Regions from separate parts of the Homo sapiens genome. Here region 2 is linked to region 1. A link is a contact called in ENCODE Hi-C or POLR2A ChIA-PET data. All regions are on one chromosome and are shown on one strand. The core of a region is the stretch at or near the end of the contact, and the rest is flanking DNA. Distances in the headings are between cores, read along the strand shown. Region 1 overlaps SLC12A8 (solute carrier family 12 member 8). Region 2 overlaps MGLL (monoglyceride lipase).

Evidence for each region. A loop is a pair of places that touch in the nucleus more often than their neighbours do. ChIA-PET counts read pairs that join two places held with the same protein, here RNA polymerase II (POLR2A). Pooled maps may share reads with other maps.
Region 2: a map with no recorded cell type shows a loop between it and region 1 (7-fold over the local background). The contact joins two enhancer-like sites. A Hi-C loop is called at or near these places in 2 of 37 single-sample maps with no recorded cell type and 2 of 50 pooled maps. POLR2A ChIA-PET finds 5 or more read pairs at or near these places in 1 of 52 experiments (IMR-90).

Annotation. Positions count from the first base shown.
Region 1 is chr3:125,103,679-125,111,532 of GRCh38, forward strand. SLC12A8 (solute carrier family 12 member 8) reads right to left here. Exons shown (of 14, transcript NM_024628.6): 9 at 6,511-6,657; 10 at 3,803-4,448. Among named protein-coding and RNA genes, the nearest start is that of MIR5092, 44 kb to the right of the region's middle. RefSeq lists enhancers at 3,734-4,234, 4,235-4,735, 4,510-4,559, 4,570-4,639, 5,220-5,299 and 3 more. Within about 2 kb of position 4,558, at least 5 of the 41 ENCODE cell types and tissues checked have a DNase peak (open chromatin) inside an H3K27ac peak, as active enhancers do.
Region 2 is chr3:127,753,359-127,761,044 of GRCh38, forward strand. All of the region lies in intron 3 of MGLL (monoglyceride lipase), which reads right to left. Among named protein-coding and RNA genes, the nearest start is that of MGLL, 65 kb to the right of the region's middle. RefSeq lists enhancers at 189-498, 604-1,803, 699-878, 989-1,108, 1,259-1,378. Within about 2 kb of position 1,438, at least 5 of the 41 ENCODE cell types and tissues checked have a DNase peak (open chromatin) inside an H3K27ac peak, as active enhancers do.

The DNA.
Region 1 (7,854 bases), core at 3,308-5,807:
CTGGAGTGCAGTGATGTGATCACCACTCACTGCAGCTTCAACTTCCCAGGCTCAAGTTGTCTTCCCACCTCAGCCTCCCAAGTAGCTGAGACTACAGGCATGTGCCACTATACCCCCACTAATTTTTTAGTTTTTTGTAGCAGCCGGATCTCGCTATGATGTCCAGGCTGGTCTTGAACTCCTGGGCTCAAACATTCCTCCTGTCTCAGCCTCCCAAAGTGCTGGATTACAGGTGTGAGCCACCGTGCCCAGCGAGTGCTTCACTTTTAAGTACAAAAAGAAGTCAAAAGATCAATGGACATTTTAGTAAAAGCCTCCAAGATTTAAAAAAAAAAAAAAAGAGAGAGAAAGAGAGAGCCCAAACCAAAGAGAAAATAATTAAAGAAAACAGGAACAGTGAAAGGAACAGAAAAACTTTTTAAAATTATTTTTACTTTTATTTTTAGAGACAGGGTCTTGCTCTGTCGCCCAGGCTGGAGTGCGGTGGAGTGATCATAGCTCATTGTAACTTTGAATTTCTGGGCTTAAGAGATCCCCCCACCTCAGCCTCTGGAGTAGCCGGGGCTACAGGCATATGCCACTATGCCCAGCTAACTTCCTTTTTAATTTTTGTAGATATGGGGTCTCACTGTGTTGCCCAGGCTGATCTTGAACTCCTGGCCTCAGGTGATCCTCCTGCCCCAGCCTCCCAAAGTGCTGGGATTACAGGTATGAGCCACCATGTCCAGCCTCAGAAAAAAATTTTAAAGGAGGAAGATCAATAATAGTATCAGAGAGAGAAGATAAGCCATTGTACTCATAGAACAAAAATAGATGATGTTCAAATTAGAAAAAAAAAAAAAAAAAGACAAGGACAAATTAGATCACAACCAAGAGGTCTTGGAAATTAAAAACTGGATAATTGTGGCATAGACTGATAGTTGCTACCTTATCTCTCCTTCTTTCTTAGGAAAAAAAGAAAAAACACATAATTTTATGTAAAGTAGTAATATGACCAGTTAAAAAACAATTTTATCAGCCTTCTTTGCAGTTTGTTGTAATCACATGACTAAATTCCAACCAATGAAATATGAGAAGTTGGAATGGGACTTTTGAGGAAGCCTCCTCCAAATGACTCAGTTTAGAGGCTCACCCTTTTGCCCTTTTTCCCTCCCCTTTTTCTAGTGCCTGGAATATAAATGTAATGGCGTGACCCCAGCAACCACATGTTGGATCACAGAACAATATACTAAGTGATAAAGGAGCATGGGTCACTCAGGACCATGGAGCTGCCATGGCAGCCATGGACTGCCCACCTCTGGATCCTTGTGTATGAGCTAGATGAAGTCACTATTATTTTGCAATTTTGTTATCCTCAGTCAAAACTAATCGTGACTGATACAACAACCAACACTTTAAAAAAAAAATCATTAGAAGCCTTGGGAGAGAAAATCCATGAAATATCCCAGAAAAAAACAACAAATAAATGAACAATAGGAAAGAGAAAAGAAAGAAGATTAGAGAACCATTTAAGAAGATACAAAATCGAGATAATAGAGGGGGGATGGAGGGATGGGGGTGGGGAATTATCAAAGAAAAACTATGTAAAAGCATGACTTTGGTAAGAAATCTCTTGTTTCCTGGATCTGACACAGAAGTGTGGTAACAAGAGGAATTCTAAGACAACAGCTTTGTAGCAGACCTAGCAAACAAACAATCTAGAGTGGAACAGAAGGATGGAGCCATAGGACAGAGGGGAAAAAAGAAAAGAATACATTTCTGAAGAATTGGAGCATTTTGAAAATAACACAAAAAGGCATTTGACAGATCTGCCAGAGCATTTAAAGAAAAATGATGACAGAAAACCAAGCAAAGAAAAAACCAAGGCAATTATTAATTCCAGGAAACAGCAAAAGTTGAGCAAAAAAGGAAATGTAATCATAGTGTAACATATGGCTCAGAACTGAGCAATATTTACTTAGTCATGATAACAAGAATACTAGCTTTTAATTTAATAAAAAACTGTGAGATAACTACTCTGGGGGCATTAAATAAGGAGAAGTCAGAGTGGCATATAAGAGTTAAATCCAGGCAGGGTGTGGTGGCTCACGCCTGTAATTTCAGCACTTTGGGAGGCTGAGGTGGGTAGATCACTTGAGGTCAGGAGTTCAAGACCAGCCTGGCCAACATGGTGAAACCCCATCTCTACTAAAAATACAAAAATTAGCTGGGTGTGGTGGTGGGTCCCTGTAATCTCAGCTACTTGGGAGGCTGAGGCAGGAGAACCGCTTGAACCCGGGAGGTGGAGGTTGCAGTGAGCTGAGATCGCACCAAATCCTCATTTACCATAACAGCAACTCAAAAGATGATGTCAGAAACTGACATATCAAGAAGTAGCAATGCAAATACATTATTTAGTGACAGATTAACAGAAGAAGCATATTTTTGGTTCAAAGTGGGATTTTCTGGGAATGGGACTGGAAATAGAGAAGGGTAAAAGGGGTGGTATAAAAGAGTAGGAACTACTGTTTCTGGTTATGTGACTTTTAATATTATTTGGCTTATTAAATTGTACACTTATTACATTGATTAAAATAAAATAATTTTTATTTTTAATTAAAAGTTTCCCAGAAATTTAGAGGCAAAGAAGGAAAAACAGGTTTCTGGGAGAACTTAAAACACTAGGTTTTTGGGGTTTTTTGTTGTTGTTGTTGTTTTGTTTTGAGATGGAGTCTCACTCTGTCACCCAGGCTGGAGTGCAGTGTCATGATCTTGGCTCACTGCAACCTCTGCCTCCCAGGCTCAAGCAACTCTCCTGCCACTGCAACCTCCGCCTCCTGGGTTCAAGCAATTCTCCTGCCTCAGCCTCATGAGTAGCTGGGATTACAGGCAGCAGCCACCATGCCTGGCTAATTATTTGTATTTTTAGTAGAGACAAGGTTTCACCATGTTGGTCAGGCTGGGATTATAGACGTGAGCCACCGCGCCCGGCCAAAACACTATTTTTCAGACACCTCCTTCTATGTCCCTCATCTCCTCCTCTTTGCCCACACCTGTCTGTATATAGCTCCAGGGAGAGCATAATGTAGAGGAAAGTACATGGGCCTCAAATACAGACAATACAATGCAGGGTGATGTCCAGCTGTGCAAAGAATCAGGTCAGAGTCTTCTCTGTGACCTCATGTGGACACAAGGTCTTACTTGTAAAAGGGAAAATGCTAATATATGTTATATTACACGAAGTAATAGATGTAAAGCACCTAGAATATGGTAGGTCCTTGAAAATACGAGTTCTCATTTTCAGAATTTCTCATGCTCTATAAGCCTCTCTGTGAGTGTCTCTGTGTATCTCTGTGTTTATAGATTTGAGAAAACAAAGCTTGAGCCACCTTCTGTCCATCCCCTCTTGCCTGGTTTGGGAGGTTCATCTTCCACAAAGAAAACATATTGCATCCTTAACAGGTAGTTTATCACAACACATTTCCACTTCTCTTGTAAGGAGAGATTGATTTTACTCACATTGAGGCTTTATACTTCTGTTCATTTTTGAGTGAAAAGAGATTGATACCCAATTACTAGCTGTGGCTCTCAGGTCTAACATACAGGAGTAGATAGAAATTTCTGTTTAAAATTAACTATCTATAACAGAGTATAATTACAAATAATTCAGCTGATACCTGAATATAATGTTTTAAAACAAATATTGCACAAAATTAACAAGGATTTTAAACCCAGTTATAACTGGTTCACAATAACTGGGTAGGTAGGATAATCAGTGGTCATCCCCAAATAAGAGGCCCCAGTGTGATACCAGAGCACTCACCTTCTCCACTGGACTCTGATTGGTTGCACAGCTCAGGAACAAGTTGCTCTCCATATGTTCCCTCAGGCTGAGTCCCTTCGCTCTTGGAAGTCTGCTTGTTCCAGCAGGACTCCTGCCCCTCCCAGGAGGCAGCGGGCAACCTGTCAGAGATCTCGACAGGGAAAGAAGGAGGGGATTTGAGGTCCAAGAGGAAGCTATCTTGTAGGGTCTGCTTGGTGGCCTTCTTGCTTTTCCTCTTCTGACTTTCTGGGGTCCTGTTACCCTCTCCTTGCCTGGGCTGGCTACTCTCAAGCTTCCTGGTTAGCTGGAGGAGCTGATCCATGTCCTTGGTGAATTCCAGTAGCGTGCCCTCCAAGACTCTTTGGGCAGGTCCCTCAGAGCCGTAACTGGGAGCTTTCTCTAAGAGCAGGTGCTCAGAGCAGTGGAGGCCTTCTGCGCCCTCCCTGAGCACCGGCTCAGGCACCGGGGTCAGGCTGCAGGAACACATGGACAGGGAGAAGTAAGAGTAGTCCACTGCAACGTATGTCAGCATGAAGTTGATGGTGACGATGGGGGCCAGAACGTTCACTTGACCCACAAAAACAAAGGCCATGGTCACCAAGCTGGTCAGGCAGATGGCAGCCACGGGTGTTTTGTTTGGCCCCTTCTGCAGGAACAAAAATAACATGCAGGACCATAAAATTTCAGATAGAACGCTTCAGAGATTTCAGAAGTTACAGGCTAGAAACACAACTCATAATGACTCAGCCACTTCTCCCCATGTGATTATTCATCTATAAACTTGAGATAATAATATCCTACTCATGGGATTAGTTCATGCATGCGAAATGCTTCACACAGACTGACATGCAGTAAGCTCCACAGATATTAGTTGCATTAGCAACTTTTTTTTTTTTTTCTTTTTTTGAGACCGGGTCTGGCTCTGTTGCCCAGGCTGGACTGCAGTGATGTGATCTCAGCTCATTGCAACCTCCGCCTCTTGGGCTTAAGCCATCCTCCCACCTCAGCATCCTGAATAGCTGGGACTACAGGTGCACACCACCATGCATGGCTAATTTTTGTATTTCTTGTAGAGACGTGGTTTTGCTATGTTGCCCAGGCCAGTCACAAACTCCTGGCCTCAAGCAATCTGCCCACCTTGGCCTACCAGAGTGTTAGGATTACAGGCATGAGCCACTGTGCCCAGCCATAGGAATAACTATGAACATGGGGCATTATTATAGAACTTTGACTTCCCAAATATTTCCTCCTTTTGTCTTTCATTGGGTTTTAATACCAGCATAGAAAATCAAAGAAATGCAAAGTTGATTCTTCCCAGGGAGAGGCAGATTGCGGAAGACACAGCAGAATCACTGGTGGCTGGAGGAGGGGAATTCTGACACTAATTCTGACACTGAGTATCCGCAAATACTCACACACACACATTACACACACCTGTTATTAATGGAGGTGGGTATGGTGACCTTCAGGTGGACAGGAGTGGAAAAAAGGTGCTAGCTGCCTCTCCTGGGAGCTCTTCATCACAGTCACTGACATAGTTCTTGGGCCAAAAGCAACAGTCACTTCTCAGTCCCTGTCTTCTTTAACCCAGCTGGCTACTCAGTCCTCTTCGAAACACTTTCTTCACCTTACTTCTCCTGATTGGCCTCCCTCTTCACTGGCTGCTCCTTCTTGGTTTCTGTGGCTGGCTTTTCACGTCTCTGAACTCCACATTTAAAGCAGCCCCAGGCTCCATCCTCAGATCTCTATCTGTACTCCCTCCCTTGGTGAGCTCAACTAGGCTCACGGCTTTGAATACCGGCATTATACTGACAACTTCCAAATTTGAATCTCCAGCCTAAAACATTCCCCTGAAACCCAGGTTTACATATCCAACTGCCTACTCAACATTTCCAGTGAACGTCTAATAGGATCTCAAACGGACTATGTCCAAAACCAAACTGCATTTTTGGAGGAAGATAAAGGAAGAAATCAAGGATAAGTTGCAACGATGTGTTCCCTAAACCAGAGAGAGGCTGAAAATTGGAAGCGGCTGGGGAGGCCCTCTGGGGTACCCCAACAAGACAAAAATGAACTCTAGCTTGCAAACCATATTAGTGGGAAATGGGATTCTCTGTTTATGTCTCTTTGGTCCTCCCCTGGACTTTAGGAATGTCTATTTTAATCATTCCAGCCATGTCTCAACTGAGCTGCCCTTTATGTATCAGTTAAGGTTTGGTTCATGATGGTTAACAGGAAGTGTAGACGCCAGAGGTGTAGGAAATCATCAAACAGCAACCCCCAAGGGGCGGTTGAAACTCAAGGGCAGAGTTAGAGCTGCAAGGACCAGCTCGCCTCCTGACCAAAACACGCTTTCTTCTATGCTAAACCTGGAGGATCCTGAATTCATTTTCATTAAAGGATGGGGCACTGCATTTTCATGCTGCTCAGGGTCCAAGATGGTACTAGGACTGGTTAGCTAACCCAGTCCTAAAAGTGCTAAGGGGCTGGGTGGCTGGGACATTTAAGATGCTTCATCTACTTAGCCCTAACCTAAGCCAGCCAGAGGACAGGGCTGAAAGAAATGACCTCTGCATTATTTTCTGTGTCACCCCAAAGAAATTGACCAGAGGCTCTGATCAGAAAAGCTTAACCAATTGATGGGCCAACAGTGAGGTTAGCAGCAAAACATGTTTCAAAAAACAAACCAAAAAAAGAGGATTACTCACCCCTTGTCCCAGACAGGCAAGTGCAGGGATCACTTTCTCCTGGGCAATGCACTGCAGGATGCGGGGAGCTCCATAAAGTCCTCCCATGCAGGAAGCCAGGGACGAGATGTATAAGCCCAAAAGGAACAGGAAGCCCATGAGGGATACCTGTGTGAGAAGCGGTTTCATTCGCCAGTGCCAGAACCTGCTCCTGTGCCTTTCTACCCCCCCAGCACCCACCCACCTGCACCCCATGCAATCATCCACTGAGTCGTCTAGATCTGATCCCTGGGATACAGTTTCCACATCCCCAGCCTCGCCCCCATTCATTCCATGGTTTCAGCTGAATCCACCACCACATTTCATATGGATTGCACAGTGGTCCTCAAATGAAGCGTCTGCCAGACTCAGCTGCAGGGCTTGCTAAACACAAACTTCTGGGCCCCTCCTCAGAGTTCCTGGTTCAGTAGGCTTGGGGTGGGGCCTAGAAATCTGGATTCCGCATGCGTTCCCAGAGACCACACTTTGAGAACAAACTGGCCAACCACAATGCTCATTGGCCTCTTGCCTTTAAGCTCACCCTTAAAGATGAGTTTAAATCTTCAGATGATTCACTCTGAATCATCCCCTAAGCCTCTGTTCTCTAAACTCAAATCTGACCACAATGTCTCCGTTGCAGATATATCAAAATCTCCCCCTGTCCTGACATATAAGGCTCTTCATGGTCTGTGACCTCTTTAGCTCCACACCCTGCACACTGAAAGTCTGATCAGCATGATTTTTCTGTCTGTAGGAAGCCTCTGTTCACACGCCCTAATCTACTCATTGTCTGTTAAACTCCTAATTGTGCTACAAAACTCAGCACCAACCTCACCTCCACTGTGAGGCCATCCCCTCTTCCCTGACTACAGTAGTTGCTTCTCAGTGCTCCATAGCATCCCCAACATGATGTTAGGATAGCACCTATCGTGGTGCCCCCTCCACTAATCTGGAGGCTTCATTTAAGCAGGCCTTCTGTCTTGTTTACCCTAGAATTCTTGGTGCCCAACACAGAAATATAAATGACGAATGAATGAATGAGATCCATGACCCACAAGGCACCAACAGATAGAATAAGAGGGCACAGCTGTTCTTCTTGGTGTCAACTTGCAAAAGATCAGGGTCCAAGATGTTACTAGCTAACTCAGGGCTAAAAGTGCTAAGGGGCTGGGTGGCTGCATGACTGCTTGCCATGCACAGCCAGATCCCAAGCTGTCACTCATGAATTCACCCTCCTGGGCCAGATCTCATCTGTACCCACAGGAAAGCATCTTTGTTTTCTTATTTGAGGTGCCCTTTCCATTCTACTTTCCTTTAGGCACAATG
Region 2 (7,686 bases), core at 188-2,687, 2.6 Mb after region 1:
TGATGTGACCAGTTTTTAACATACTCTCAGAACCCAGGGATGTTCTCAGGGCTTAGGTGTGAGGCCATCTGTCCCTGCACAAAATGGCCCTTGCCCATGGGTTTCCAAGTTGGCATAGCTCTTTGTTCCCACAGTCACATTCCACGGATTCTACCAGCGTTTGCTGAGAACACAACATATGTCAACTGACGTGCTGGGCGCTTCTGCAGACCTTGCCTCATCGAATCAGCATCAGGCACTCCTGGGCCTGAGCTTTGTCTCTGTGATTGGGTAGCTGTGCACAGACAGCATAACCTCTGTGGCCTTCACTTTCCTCGCTTAAAATGGCCACACTAATAAGGTCGGCATATAGTCTACAGGGGGCAAGAAGAGCAGGAGATGTTCCATCTACAAATGTTCCTTCTGCATTTGGGCTCAGAAACAGCCCAATGACTGAATCAAGGCCACACAGCTAGAGATGGCAAAGGAGCCTGGTCCAGAGCACAGGCAGGTCTCCACCGGCCCTACAGGACCCCAACACTCTTCCTTGGTGATGGGTCTCCATTCCCACCCTTGACTTGGCATGGGAGGCACCAGGTGTAAGCCCTGTCTTCCTCAGGGGTCACTTCCTCCCACCAGCCTCGTCACAGCTGTCAGCGCCCTGCACTCCTAGCCCATTCTGTAGCCACAGTAGCTGTTTCTGTTGGCACCCTGTTCTGTTTTGGTCACTTTTGGGTGGTGGCCCGCTGGGGCCTGATGCTGCACTCTACGGAGGAGGCCACAGCCTCCCGCTCACCCAGGCCCTGGCCTCACTCTCCAGCTTCCTCCTTGGCAGGGCAGGGGCTTCCCTCTGTGAACTCAGAGGTCACGACCCGCCAGGCACTGCCGCCCACTCCCCACCAAGCTCACTCCCAGTTCCCCTGAAAAGAAGGAGGTGCTTAGACTAAGTGAGAAAATCTCTCCCTTTTAGGGAATCAGTCCTGCTGTCACCCCCACAACCATAAAAGGCAAAATAAGAAAGAAAAAAAAAACCAGATCTATCAAAAGCTCCACACAAGTGCCTTCCAGGACTGCAAGCCGTCTTCAGGGAAGGGCCTCCCCTTCTGCTCCACGCACCTCAACTCTACACAGGGCCTCACCCCTCACCGGCGTTAACTGGATGAGTACTTGCAACGGCCCCGCTAGGCAGCAGTACCGCCTGTGTCCATTTCACCAGGGTGGACGCTGAGGCACAGAGAGGAGAGAGGGCTGGCGGGCTGGGATCCACAGCCTCTAGGTCTGTTCTCACCACTCAGGCTGTTGGTCCCAGTGGGCACCTACAGGTGTGCTTCTGAGGCTGGGTCGGGCAGGAGGATGGGTTTTCCTTGTCGGAGGGCAAGAAAGCGTAGGCTTCACGCTGGATCTCCACCCAGGCCTCAGTGGCCTTCCCGTGTGCCTCCCCCGCAGCTGCTGAGAAAACCACACCAGAGAGCGAGAACGTCATCAGAGAGGGGCGCGTGGGGTGTGCATCTTGGGAGCTGTATTTCTAGGTGTGTGCACTCATGCCCACGTGTCCCAGGCTCTTTAGAGGGAAGCGTTCCCTAGGTACGTGGCATTCCCTTTCAAATTCACCTAGCGCCCCAGAGAAGGGATTGTGTGGGAGGAACGCGGGTTTCCACGAGATGGTGGGGGTGTTTTATGTTTGTTTTCTCGGCATTTTTTGGTTCTGCACAGTCACGAGCTGTGGCATCCCCGGGGGAAAGGTCCTTGCCATTGCGGGGGCTGTTCTTTTTGCCCACACGGCCTCGTCAACTAGGGGATGCCCCATGCATTGCTCAACCCCAGAGAGAAAAGGAGAAGATAAAACCTGGATTCAAATGATTTCACTTCTCATTAGCCACTGTGACCTGGGAACAAGGGAAAAACCAAAGATGAAACTGTTCACGTGAGCTAGACTCAACGCTCTTGTAAAAGGAGGAAGAGGGTGTTTAAAGAAATGGAAGGGTTTAAACAGCTGCTCACAGCTTTATAAAGGATAGCATGCCTCTCCCACCCAGCCTGCCTTCTGGGGTCTCAGCTCCTTCCCTTACCCAGCAATCCATCGCTGTAGGCCCCCAAACATGGGAGACACGATATGCCAGTTGTAGGTCAATGGGTTTTCAGTGACAAGGACAAGGAGAAGGTTGCTTATGAATGCGTGTGGGTGGGAGGTGCACGGTCACAAGGGCGGACCACATGCAGCGGCGAGACTCAGTGCAGCCGGGACACTGGCACATGTGCCTGTTGCTCCGAACGAGGACAAGGGGCCCCACTGCGGGCCCCAGAGAATGCATCCAACCTTCTGTCTCCCCAGATATACCGGGCAGAGTCACCAAATCTTCGCGCACCACCTGTATTATTATTTACCTAATATACTTCTTAATTACACACTCATGTTCCCTCGCCCCCTTAAATTGATGTATTTATCAAAGACACTTTCTATGACTATTGTTTGTAGAAAATCTGTCACTTCCCATAAACACAGAGTAACTGGTGGACATGGCCGTTTGTCTACCCAATATCCACTCTCTCTTTTCTTCTTAGTAACTGAAACCTGATTTTATTCAGACTGGCAATGTGCTTGGGCAGAGCACTCTACCTCCCAGCCTCCCTAGCAATCAGTGTGGCTATGGGACTAACTCCTGGTCATTGAGACACAGGATGGCATGGATAGATGGAACTTCCAGAAAGGCTTCTTAAGTGGAAGATAGGTATCATTTTTTATGTCTGAAATATAAATGTAATGTGATGGCTGGAACTCTCACAGCCATCTTGGGCAAAGAGGTAAATGAAGCTAGGTGCTCTAAGGGTTGGGGAGCAGATAGAAGAAGTTGGTTTCTTGATAAAATAATGGAGCTGTTACTCCAAGTATTAAGTATGTCTTTTTATTCTGATATTTTGGCATCTAGGGCCTTGCTGACTGGGGAAATTACCTGTTCTAGGGCTAGCCAATTACTAGAGATAGTAAAGGTCTTACAGGGAAGCACATCTTTCCTATGCAAATTAACTGGTCCAGAGCCCACACCTCCACTCCAGGCCAATATTTCTCTGCTTTCATCACCCCAGGGCCAGATGCCAGAAGCCCCTACACCCCAGAGCCCACAAAATCATTCAAACTGGCTAATTCTAAGCCTGCTCACCCCATCTCACCCATCCCCGATCAGCCCTGGTGCTTCCCCACATGCCCCCATGGTATGCTGTGGCCCCTTCTCTTGGGAACTGAGAGGAACAAACTATCTTTTCAATGGCAGCCTCTCCTGATGTGTTGGCCTCACCATACCTGAATCACAATACAACCTACATTTTCAAACACAGGCCTGGCCTATCTCCAGACTTCTTTTCAGAAGAGAAATAAACCTTTTTCTTGTGTAATTGACTGTTACAACTAGTCTTTATTTCTAGCAGTCAAACTTAATTCCTAACTGATGTAGAAATCATAAAATAAATACATATAAATAAGAAAAAAGTGATTGCCTGCATGCTGTCTAAAACCACCATGGCTGCTACCCTTGATGACGCAGACCTAGGTCAGTAGCAGGAGGGGCCCTCGTCTTCCTAGGAAGACCTCCTCCATCCATGTTTCTTGCCATACATCCCTTCAGGTCCTCCCACCAGGTGAAGAATATCTGTCCCCACTGTCCCCACCCTGTAAATAAATGTTGGGCTTGGCCATGTGACATGCTTTGGTCAATGGAAGGTGGACAGAGTGATGGTAAGAAAGTCTGAGTGCAGACTTTAAAAATCATCACCACCATCAACAGCTTCTGCTGTTGTCCTAGAAAAGAACATGACTCTCCTAGCCCACTGTCCCTGGAAGCTGACAGACATGTGGAGAGAGCCGAACCCAACTTGAGGCCTGGAGCCACACCCAGCCAAGCCCAGCCTAAAACAGCTGACCTACAGACACAGGAGAAAGCATGAGTTGTTGTTTTAGGCTGTTGAGTTTCGGGGGTATTTGTTATGCAGCATTATTGCAGTAACTACTGGCTCAGTCGGGAAGGCAGCAATCTACATATATTTATTGATTTCTAATTTTTAAATTAGAAACTGCCCTAGGCATATCCCAGTGCCTGTATATAATATATAATACACACAGACACACATGCACACAGACATACACACACATATATACAACCAGTGAGATGGCTTTTGGCTTCAAGAAATTGATGACTTAGCTCTGGAACTCTCCGCTTTCAAAGAACACTGAGATTAGCTAGATGCCCAGTTGCCAACTCCAGCAGGAATCGTAACTCCAAGTGAAGTGACTACACCAGAGAAAGAAACTCTTCATTGAACTCCCTAAAAGAAAAAGCACCCAAAGAACCTTGGGGACAATGAAGAAAGCTGTGACAGTGTCACGAAGCTGGGGGACCTGCCTCCGAGAGAGTGTTTCTTGACCCCAACCTGGGTAGATCCGAATCCAAGCTCAGGGTCCTCCTGACCCAGATGTGTTCAGCCACGTGTCATCGACACCTTGTAAACAGATTGCTGATACAGGAGTGCCGGGAAGAAACGCACACTTGCTTACACTGGTGGGGCACCTAGCACACCTGTAGGTACTTGGCTGATGTTATTCCATCAAATCTGTACGGGAGCTGCCTGGGGGCTTCTGTTCCTGTTTTATAGAGGAGAAAACTGAGGATCTCTGGGCCCTGTGTGGCCAGCTGCACACGACCTCTGTCTCCTCTCCTACAGTGCTCTCCTCTCACCTCACCTCCTGTCTCCCGACTGTTCATGAGTCAGGCACCCTCCTGCCCCAGGACCTTTGCACTGGCCACCCCCTTTTCCCCTGGTCATCTGTGAGGCTCCTCCTTGCCTCCTTTGGGTCTTTGCTCAACTACCACTTTCTCAGTGGAGCCAGCAGCTTGAGCATGGCCCCCTGCCCCCACTGCCCCGCCCTCCTCCTCCAAGGTTTTATTTTGCTTTGTGGCACTTATCTCCAATGGACATACCCTAAAGTCATTTATTGCTGCTCATTGTCTGCCAAGGGCAGGGACTTGTGTCTGTTTTGTTCACAGCTGCATCTCCTGTGCCCAGCACCATGCCTGGAGTTGGTAACTGGGCATCAAGCTAATACATTATAGACTGAACGAATGAATAAATACACGAATGAGGCTTGGAGATGTGAAGGAGCTTGCAAAAAGTCAATAGCTAGAAGTTTTTCAAGCTAGACAGAAGCCCAGGTCAGCTTGGCCCTCTTAGAGCAGCCCCTGAGCCTTGTATAATTAAATGGTGTGTTCCGTTGTTAGTGCTGACAAAGTGCCAGTCTCCTTTCCTAACAATTCGGCTGTACCGAGCGAGGAGAATGGGGGAAGTCACCTGTAATTTTCTTTTCTGTCTTCCCCTTTAAAAGGGTCTTTAAAAATCAGATATGTGTTATAAAAAACAATGGGATAATGGGTCGATTTTTCATATCATGACAAGCAATTGCTAGGGAGAAAAATATCATTCTTGAAAATGTGCAAAAGTGCACTGGCTGTAAGTTGTAAACATGACCCTCACAGGAAAGGATATTCTGGGGGCTCCTGGCACCTATTTCTTTCTTTTTCTTTTTTTTTTCTTTTCTTTTCTTTTTTTTTTTTTTTGAGACAGAGTCTTGCTCTGTTGCCCAGGCTGGAGTGCAGTGGTGTGATCTAGGCTCACTGCAACCTCTGCCTCCCAGGTTCAAGTGATTCTCCTGCCTCAGCGTCCTGAGTAGCTAGCTGGGATTACAGGTACATGCCACCAAGCCTGGCTAATTTTTGTATTTAGTAGAGATGAGGTTTCGCCATGTTGGCCAGGCTGGTCTTGAACTCCTGACCTCAAGTGATCAACCTGCCTCGGTCTCCCAAAGTGCTGGGATTACAGGCGTGAGCCACTGCGCCCGGCCCTGGCAGCTATTTCTCACAGCGTCCATTATTATAAACCAGCTCTCCTATTCTGTGACCCCAGCAACTGAGACACAGAGTCAGGCGGCTCTCAACCCTTCTCTCTGCTATGCGTGACCCTGGCTAACATCTCCAACCTCTGCGGGACTGTCCTTACCCCTCCCTTGGTCCCCTACCACACCTGATGTGACCAAGGCTCTCAGCACCGTGCCTGGTACACAGTAGATGCTCACTGGAGGTGGGTGTGCCTCTCTTCTGAATCACGTGCTCAAGAGGGATGTCTGTGTTCACCTGCGGCCATTTAAAAATCTCAGCTGTGGGCATGTTCTCATGTCTCACTGCACCTTCCCCTGCTTAGAGGTCATTTTCCAAGGAAGGGAAGAGAGAATGTAATTCACAGAAGCAGTGCCACTTTACAGAGATGCTTTGAGCCCAGAGATCCCGATGACTTCAGAGACTCTTGGTTCTCGTGTGGACTGGGAGGAAGGAGTGGCCTGATGCAGAGCTCCTACCTGCTCAGATCAGCCCAGCTCCTTCTCCCTCACTCAACACAGGGTCCTTGGAATCGGTCCCTTTGGCCTTCAGATGATTCTCCTTTTTTGGTAAGAAAGCTTCCACTGAATAAAACCTTTAAGTGATTTTTCCAATCTGGTGGCGTCTGTACAATAACTGAGGAGAGAAATAATTATGATTATGGGGTCTGAATGATCCAGCACTTCTCCACGACTCTGAGGAGGAGGCAGCTGGCCCCTGCCTCTCACATTGACTGTCTTTGCGGGCAGGCCCTGCTTAGACGGCTTGGTTTTCTGCGTTGGAGAAAGGAAGCCAGTGGTGTAGCAGGGAGAGCGCTGGATGTGCACACAGCTTTCAAAGAAAAGCAAAGGAAAGATGACGGGAGGGAAGGGCAGAGCCACACAGGGGTGGAAGCATCCATTTATGGGACATTGAGTTTGTGTGGGGTCCTATGAGCTAACGTTTCCATAGGAAGCCTCAGGCCTAACATACAGATGGGAAATCTGAGGCTCAGAGAGGTCAAGTGACTGTCCTGGACACACAGGTATAAAGAGTAGGCCAGGCCACTCTGCCTCCACCCAGCAGGTTCACATAACAGAACTCTCTGGGCTAAGCTCCACTTGTCAACAGGGGACCAACCCCTCTGGGCTCACACCATGCCACACAGGGCACGTGGGTGCTGAGGAATGAAGGTGAAAGGACCTTGTTCTCCCCCTGCAGTCAGCCCCGATGCTGGCTCTGTCCCTCATCCAGGCTCAGGCGCCACCTCTGGGAGTCAGAGCATCTTCTAGCAGAGCCTTGGCAGGAGGCGAGGTGAGGAGCTGGCACGGCACCCCTGACAGACTGCGCGTCGCAAGCTATTCCTGGAGCCGCTGCGGCACTTCTGTCAGATGATGCAGAAACCCCAGGGCCACTCGCCTGGGGGCTGTGCCCCACGCCAAGCTGCTCAGAGGCACAGCACTGATTGGGGGGCGCTGGTCCAATGGAACCTGCGGCTCTGCACCCCAAAGCATTTTCCCAAAAGTTAAAACTGTAGCAAGGTGCAAGTGTGTAAGAATTTCAGTCCGACTTTGCCCCCTAATGACTGTGAGCTTGAATAAATCAGGCAGCATCTCTGAGCTTGTTTCCTCCATAGGGACGTTGCCTGCCTTACTCTGCTGCCGTAGGATTAAATGGGGTGATCCGTGGAAAAAATTATTAGCACAGAAGTCATGGATTTTTCCAGCTGGGCAAGCGTTATTTGATTTTCTTTAAACAGGGCTCATCCTCCAGGCCAAATTCATACCCACACATACAGGATTCACAAGTG